2 separate regions of the Homo sapiens genome follow, and region 2 is linked to region 1. A link is an interaction called in ENCODE POLR2A ChIA-PET data of the cell type or tissue named here. Cell type or tissue: endothelial cell of umbilical vein. All regions are shown on one strand. Each heading gives the region's core, and the rest is flanking DNA. Links, peaks and the distances in the headings are about the cores only. Region 1 overlaps KIF5B (kinesin family member 5B). Region 2 has its middle 130 kb from the start of EPC1.

The links. ChIA-PET counts read pairs that join two places held together with the same protein. Peaks named below come from ENCODE experiments on the same cell type or tissue, not always from the same donor. Only the 100,000 strongest peaks of a DNase experiment are listed, where the experiment ranks them.
Region 2: POLR2A ChIA-PET joins it to region 1 with 7 read pairs; 3 of 35 experiments call an interaction of 5 or more read pairs at or near these places.

What each region holds. Positions count from the first base shown.
Region 1 is chr10:32,038,166-32,042,571 of GRCh38, forward strand. It overlaps KIF5B (kinesin family member 5B), which reads right to left. Exons shown (of 26, transcript NM_004521.3): 3 at 2,219-2,292; 4 at 1,162-1,266; 5 at 613-661; 6 at 1-53. Among named protein-coding and RNA genes, the nearest start is that of KIF5B, 16 kb to the right of the region's middle. In endothelial cell of umbilical vein, for the core only: no CTCF peak of the experiment used is centred there; no DNase peak of the experiment used is centred there; H3K27ac peaks cover 259 bases.
Region 2 is chr10:32,219,104-32,223,509 of GRCh38, forward strand. No RefSeq gene overlaps it. Among named protein-coding and RNA genes, the nearest start is that of EPC1, 130 kb to the right of the region's middle. In endothelial cell of umbilical vein, for the core only: no CTCF peak of the experiment used is centred there; no DNase peak of the experiment used is centred there.

The DNA of each region.
Region 1 (4,406 bases), core at 338-4,337:
TACATAGGGAACTCGGTTTTTGTCTTCATGAACTGAAAGGTTGGTCTTTGAAACTGAGAAAGAAAAACAAATGTTAGCAACATTCTCCTAAAACTCTTAACACTGGATATGAAATAACTGATAGGCTTTCCTGAGCAGCCTAACAGCAATAGTTGAACTCTAAAAACATATTAAAACATTGCTCTAAAGCAGACCTTACAGACACAGCAGGAGATGTAAATAGAAACCAATGCAACAATATAGAATTTTAGGACCACTCCAACCTACCACCCACATTTTATAAACAAGAACATTAACCCTGAATGGTTCAATGATTTGCCTAAGGACAATGTATCTAATTGACAGTTGACAGAAGACTAGAACTCAGGGCTCAGATTATGTAACTCCCAGTCCAATGCTCTAATTACTACTAAGAAGTACCCATAAACATCGCTTTAAACTAGTTATTCTATTTAAAGGTATTCAACTAAAACTTTAGAAGAAAAAAAATTTTGTCTATTTCCAATAACTTAAGACAATTTCATATAGGTTACAAAGAAATAGTCTCACATCTATTATTAAAAAGGAATTAACAGATGTTATTTAAAACTGATTAGCAAGAATTTAACTTACCATCTAACAGGTCCCTTATCTTATCCAAATATATTTCAAAATATGAAACCTAAAGGGCAAATTTAAAAAAACACCGATCAACTAAAGTTATATAACTTATTCGCATATTGAGGTCTGAGTGCTAGGCATTGTTTAGACTAGAGAGACAGTTATCAACATACCAGCCATAGCTCACATTCTAATGGGAAGACATAAATTAGCCAAATTAGCTTAGTTATTTAAGCAGTCTTCCCATTGGACATAAATTACATTATCTTCATCTAAAATGAATTAGAATAGTTTTATGTAGTAGAAACCTTCAAGTTCTGCAGTAAAGCAACCTCCTTTATTTTTTGAAGGAGGCTAAAGACTTAATCATTTACGTTAGTTAACATTCCTGTTCATCTAATGGCAGATGAACAAAAATCCAAGTTTACTAACCTGAATGATCTTTCAACTGTACCTTTCCAGAAAAACAATTTTTAAAATTAAAGAAACCAGCATTTACTATTTTTTTAGAACATTATTCTTGCTGTAAAATAAAATATAATCTTTCCTCAAGGAATTTACCTTAATATGAAATTCCAAATTTTCATCCATGGAGTAAATATAATTAAAAATATCTTGCACTATTCTTGGAATAATTCCCATGCCTTCTGGATCATGAAGTTTACCCTAAACAAAAAACAAAACTAGACTTCTTAAATAAATTATAAAATATGAAGTAAAAACAAAGAGTTTCAATCTACAACTTATAGTCAAGAAAGGACAGGAACTATATTTTTGTGGAAACGGCTCTGTAAATACCTAAAAAATCCAATTCAACTATTACACATACACAGTACTGTACATCAACCACATGGGTTACCAACAGATCTTAACCCTTCATTTAATCACTAGATTTAGATTATCCATGCTTGTAAAATGTTCATTGTAAAATGAACATAATTAAAAAGGTTTTAGTTTCTTTCCATATAATTCTACATTGTTCCTTCTACTTCGAGGCAAATTCATGCAAATACTAGGATGTCCTTGTTCTCTATGACTTTATGAAAATCAGTAATATGAATCACACTAAAAGAAGCAGTCATTTACTTAATATAGTACACTCAAATAAATGATAAAAACAGATGCTCTTTAGCAGTGGCAGAAAATCACAGGCTGTTTTCTAGAAGCAAAGCTATAGTGGGTCCACATCTATTATTAACAGCAGCACTGATAATTATGGCAACATTCTTATCAGAGAAGAGTGACAGTTATTTTGAGGAAGGAGGAGCCAAGGAGAACAGGAAAAAGTTATTTATACTACATAAAATCAACAACACATAAGCATTCAAAATTTCCCATATAACAGGGTGACAAAAAATTCTTGTCTAAAATGTTATTTATTTTATGGTTATGCTAACTGATAAAACAATCTCAAATATAATCTCAAATACAGGTATCCCTTACTATTTAAACTCAGGAACTGATTAGATTCCAACAATGATGTTACATGTATATTATTTGTATGAGAAAAGGCAATAAAGAGTAAATTAAAATGTTTATGCATGGTGAAATAATATCACAAATAATGAATGCTGTATGTATTGCAAACCACATCTAAGTACAGATTATAAAACGTTACCTCCATTGTGTGTGTCTTCCCAGAGGATGTTTGTCCATATGCAAATATTGTTCCATTATATCCTTCAAGTACATCTATGAGAAAAGATTTTATAGTTCAGGGGATTTTTTCCTTAAGCAAGATTCCTAAGAAATTACTTAAACTACAGGATGACAGGGTAGAGAAAAGGTTAAAAAAAAAATTACTTAATGTTACAGGAAAATATCAGATGTTTATTCCTAGTGAGGTATAAAACACCCTAAAACACACACACACACACACACACACACACACACCCTCTTCCTAACCCTTGCATACTAAATTCTGTATAATAAAATATTGTGGGAGTGGCTGGGTGCGGTAGCTCACTCCTGTAATCACAGCACTTTGGGAGGCCAAGGCAGGCGGATCACAAGGTCAGGAGTTCAAGCCTGGTCAGCATGGTGAAACCCTGTCTCTACTAAAAATACAAAAAATTAGCTGGGCTTGGTGGCGCGTGCCTGTAGTCCCAGCTACTCAGGAGGCTGAGGCAGGAGAATTGCCTGAACCGGGCAGGTGGAGGTTGCAGTGAGCCGAGATCGCGCCACTGCACTCCAGTCTGGGTGACAGAGTAAGACACCATCTCAAAAAAAAAAAAAAAAAATTAGCTGTACGTGGCCTGTAATTTCAGCTACTCGAAAGACTAAGGCACAAAAATCGCCTGAGCCCAGGAGAAGGAGGTTGCAGTGAGCTGAGATCGAGCCACTGCACTCCAGCCTGGGTGACACAGTGAGACTCTGTCTCAAAAAAAAAAAAAAAAAACCAAAATTATTTGTGGAAAGAGTGGCAAGAAAGATTCAGATTTTCTTTATGCTAATATGAAAGACTCCATCAAAGTTTAGTACATAAAGGATTTATAAAGACATTAAAGGAAATATATAACAACAGTAATTTTCTTAGTGATGACCCATCTAAGCAATTTTCTCTGGACCCAGACTGCTTTCTGTGGTTAATTAAGAAACAAATTTTAAATTCCACTGCTTATAATAAAGAATCTCTTGTATCAGTGTACATCTCAAATGTCATTACATCTACACTCCAAAGCTTTATGTGACCAAAAAGAAAAAAAATCCTCTGCCAATTTACATACAGATGAGATTTTAGAAACAAGACTAATTGATGGTTAATTAGTAGCTAATCCTCACAAACCCCGACCTTCCTCTTTATCCTACCCACAAAGTGTAACACTCACTCCTACCTCAAAATCAATTACCAAGAAGTTCCTATGAAAAAAAATGTTATGAGACAGGGTCTCCCCTCTGTTCAGAGTGCAATGGCACAATCATAGCTCACTGGTCACTGCAGCCTCAACCTCTTGGGTGTAGTAAGCTGCCTGCTTCAGCTTCAAGTAGCCAGGACTAGAGGCACATGCCACCAGGCCTGGCTAATTCTAAAAAAAATTTTGTAGAGACAGGGTCTTGCTATGTTGCCCAGGCTGATCTCAAACTCCTGGGCTCAAACAACCCTCCTGCCTCAAGCCTCACAAAGTGCTGGGATTACAGGCCTAAGTAAGCCCCTGCACCTGACCCTCCTATGAAATTTTTTTCTAGCCTCTGACATTAACATTTAAATATATTCTTTTATTAGGTCAAAGGGGGGAAAAAGGCAATCCTTTGATTTCTGGCTTTCGAGGATTTTGTTTGTTGTTTGTTTTTGGTGACAAGAAAGGTACTATGAAATTACATTCTATTCTAGAGGAAGCCAAAACAAAAAGAGAAGCCTCTGTTGGAAACAGCATATAACAGTGAAAAGTAAACTAATAAGCAAGCCAATCCTTGTTTTTATTCATTATTTTAAAAAGAAAAAAAAACCCCAACATGGGCACAACTAAGTGGATAACAGATTTCCTACAGAAACATTTATTAATGAGAAAAAAAGACATCATTACTAACTTCCCTGGGAAGATTTTAAGAGACTCCAAACATTTGAAACTTTCCTTCAAAATCTTTTTATTTTTGAGAAGGAAAGCAAAATTATTTCATGTATCACATTTACCTCTTCCTCTAACCCAATTCCACAACGCACCCCCAAAATATCTGGGTAAAAGTCTCATCCTATGTGTTCTTACAGTATCTGCATTTAATCATAACACTTACCAATGAGTATTCGATCAATTTACCTGTCTGCTTTACTCACTAGCCTGTCAACTCAAAGTCAGGACCGTGTTTAA
Region 2 (4,406 bases), core at 248-4,247, 180 kb after region 1:
GTAAAACATGTATTTGAACAATATGAAATCAGTGCACCTGAAAAAGAACAGAATAACAGTGATTTTCAGGGAACAAGGGAAGGTAACCATAAGGTCTGACTGCCTGCAGGGTCGGGCAGAATAGAGCCATATTTTTTTTCTTGCAGAGAGCCTATAAATGGACGTGTGAGTAGGAGAGATATCGCTGAATTCTTTTCCCAGCAAGGAATACTAATAATGGATACCCTGGGGAAGGAATGCATTCCTCAGGGGAGGTCTATAAAAGGCCACACTGGGAGTGTCTGTCTTATGCTGTTGAGATAAGAACTGAAATACGCCCTGGTCTCCTGCAGTACCCTCAGGCTTACTAGGATTGGGAAATTCCAGCCTGGTAAATTCTAGTCAGACCAGTTCTCTGCTCTCGAACCCTGTTTCCTGTTAAGATGTTTATCAAGATAATATGTGCACAGCGGGACATAGACCCTCATCAGTAGTTCTAATTTTGCCTTCACCTTGTGATCTTTATTGCCCTTTGAGGCATGTGATCTTTGTGACCTACTCCCTGTTCGTACACCCCCTCCCCTTTTAAAATCCCTAATAAAAATTTGCTGGTTTTGCAGCTTGGGGTCGTCATCACGGTCCTACCAATATGTGATGTCACCCCCAGAGGCCCAGCTGTGAAATTCCTCTCTTTGTACTCTTTCTCTTTATTTCTCAAACCGGCCAATATTTAGGGAAAAATAGAAAGAACCTACGTTAAAATATTGGGGGCTGGTTCCCCCGATACACATGTATGTTCATTAGAGCACTATTCTCAGTAGCAAAGACATGAAATCAACCTAAATGCCAACCAACGGTAGACTGGATAAAGAAAATGTGGTACATATACACCATGGAATACTACATAGCCATAAAAAAAGAAGGAGATCATCTCATTTGCAGCAATATAAATGGAGCTGGAGGCCATAATCCTGTCAGTATGGCTGCATACTGTTCCTGTGAACTAACACAGGAACAGAAAACCAAATACCACATGTTCTCACTTATAAGTGGGAGCTAAACATTGAAAACACATGGACACAAAGAAGGAAACAATAGACACTGAGGCCTTATAGAGGGTGGAGGGAGGGAGAAGAGTGAGGATGGAAAAGCTACATATTGGGTACTATGCTCATTACCTGGGTGACGGAATAATTTGTACACCAAACCCCTGTGACATGAAATTTACCTGTATAATAAACCTGCACATGTACCCCGAACCTAAAATAAAAGTTAAAAAAAATAATAATTCCCAGCTGGGCATGGTGGCTCATGCCTGTAATACCAGCACTTTGAGAGGCCAAGGCAGGTGGATGACTTAAGGCCAGGAGTTGCAGACCAATCTGGACCACATGGTGAAACCCCGTCTCTATAAAAATTAGCTGGGTGTGGTGACACACACCTGTAATCCCAGCTACTCAGGAGGCTGAGTCAGCAGAATTGCTTGAACCTGGGAGGCAGAGGTTGCAGTGAGCCAAGATCGTGCCACTGCACTCCAGCCTGGGTGACAGAGTGAGACTCTGTCTCAAGAAAAAAAAAAAAAAAGAATTCCCTGACCCTGTTCGGTAAACCTCGGGGCTATTCCCCTCTGTTCCTACTGCACTTTGTACATAGCTCCAATAATAATACATAAAACATTATATTGTGGCTGGGCACAGTGTCTCACACCTGTAATCCCAACACTTTGGGAGGCCGAGGTGGGCAGATCACTTAAGGTCAGGAGCTCAAGACCAGCCTGGCCAACATGGCGAAAACCCGTCTCTACTAAAAATATAAAAATTAGTTAGGCGTAGTGGTACGCACCTATACTCGGGAGGCTGAAGCACAAGAATCACTTGAACCGGGGAGGCGGAGGTTGTAGTGAGCTGAGATCGCATCACTGCACTGCAGCCTGGGTGACAGAGCGAAACTCTGTCTCAAAAAACAAAAACAAAACCATTATATTTTTACTGGTTATTTAATATCTCTCTCACCACCAAAATGGTAGCTCTTTGGAAGCAGGGTCTATTTCATTCATTTTCATCTTTGAATTCCCAGGGCCTGGCGTGTTGTGGACAGGGAATATCTAATTGTTAAATAAATTTTAAATGGTAAATTAAATCATGTTAATGTAGAATTTCACAATAATTTAACTAAAAAGTAACTAAAAGTATCTAAAAAATAGTAGCTATCTTTCATTATGTATTTACTATTTGCCAAGCTTAAAAGTATTAAGCAAATACTTCATATTTGTTATGCTAGTGTTTTCCAAATTTCAGTGCATACTATTTTCCTTAATTTACTCATTTTTACTAATAATAAATATATTTTAGAAGAAAAGTTTACATTATTACCACATGTGGAAAACTGGTATCACTTGCCATAAATGGAAATAAAGTAAATCCATATATGGAAATAAAGTAAATCATTAAGGAAATAAAGTAAATCATTAATAAATAAAGTAAATGTAAACAGTAGTATATTTACTAAATGATTCTCCAATGAGAAAAAAATTATTTAAGATTGGTCAGGCAAGGTGTGGTGGCTCATGCCTGTAATCTCAGCACTTTGGGAGGCCGGGCGGGCAGATCACTTGAGGTCAAGTTCAAGATAAGCCTGGTCAGCATGGCGAAATGCCATCTCTACAAATAAAAAAATTAGCTGGGCGTTGTGGTGTGTGCCAGGTACCAGGGAGGTTGAGGTAGGAGAATCACTTGAACCCAGGAGGCAGAGGTTGCAGTGAGCCAAGATTGTGCCACTGCACTCCAGCCTGGGCGGCAGAGCAAGACTCCACCTCAAAAAAAAAAAAAAAAGAAAGAAAGAAAGATTGGTCAAAAATAAAACTATTCAGCTCAATTTCACATAGCTGAAGAAAATTTTGAAGATCGACATTAATGAAAATGTTTTAGTTTTGATGTTAACTTGCATCAAGAATTCTAATTCACGTGCATTCATAATTTGAGAGGTGATTACATATAATTTACTCTTTTGAGAGTTTCTAACCAAAGTGATGTAAGTAACTTTTGTTCAACAAATTTAAAAGAAGCCATCTGAAGAGATTGCCAGAAAATGCACTTGTGTCGAGCTATTTGATAATGATGCCCAAAATGATGGGGAAAACATTCCTTATTCACTTGAGGCTGCCAATGGGATTGGGAAAACATTTATTAAAATCTTTTTAAAGTTAAGTTATTTGAGTCTTTTTTTAGTTCATCATTTTCTCAGCCAGACTTTGTGCCTGAGTTTAAAATCAATTTGTTCTCCTAACAAAAGGGACCATGTGCACCTCAATTAAGGAGTGCCCCCGCAGTGATCCAGTTTCATGACCATTATGTACTTTTGTCTCTCCTGTGGAATAGGCAGGTCATCAAATAACATCATTTCATTCAACATTATTTTATTATGTGGATGAGAAGAAGAAATTGGTCCTGGGCCAGAGCCACTGTTTTTGTGGTTTGCCCGTTCTCCCTCTGTCTGCATGCATTCCCTCTGGGTACTCCCGCTTCCTCCCACATCCCAAAGCCATGCTGTATTAGTCTGTTCTCATGCTGCTAATAAAGATATATCCGAGACTGGGTAATTTATAAAGGAAAGAGGTTTAATGGACTCACAGTTCCACATGGCTGGGGAGGCCTCACAATCATGGCAGAAGGCAAATGAGCAGCAAAGGCATGTCTTACATGGCAGCAGGTAAGAGAGCATGTGCAGGGGAACTCCCCTTTATAAAACCATCAAATCTCATGAGATGTATTCACTATCACGAGAACAGCATGGGAAAAACCTGCCGGTATGATTCAGTTACCTCCCACTGGGTCCCTCCCATGACAAGCGGGAATTATGGGAGCTACAATTCAAGGTGAGATTTGGGTGGGGACACAGCCAAACTGTATCACATGCACCTTAGGTGAATTGTTGTCTCAGATGGTCCCAGTATGAGTGAGTGTGGGGGTGTGTGAGTGTGCCCTGTGATGGAATGGAGTCCTGTCTGAGGCTGGGTCCCATCTTGTGCCCTGAGCTGCTTGGATAGACTCCGGCCACTCTTGACCCTGAATTGGAAATAAGCAGGTAAATAATTATCTTACTTGTTTTTATTGATCTTTCTTAAATGTATGTAGAGCTCACATTTATTTCAATGTTTAATATTAGAAGTGCTTTGCCTCAGCTAACATCATACTTAATGTGAAAAAATTGAAGGCCTTTCCTCCAAGGATGGGAACAAAACGAGGATGCCCAGTTTCACCACTGTTATTTAACATAACACTGAAAGTCCTGGCCAAAGCAATAAGGCAAGAGAAAGAAATAGAGGGCATCCAGTTTGGAAAGGAAGAAATCAAATTAGCCTTGTTCACAGATGACATGATCTCATGCCTAAAAAAACCTAAAGACGCTACGAAAAAACTGTTAGAACT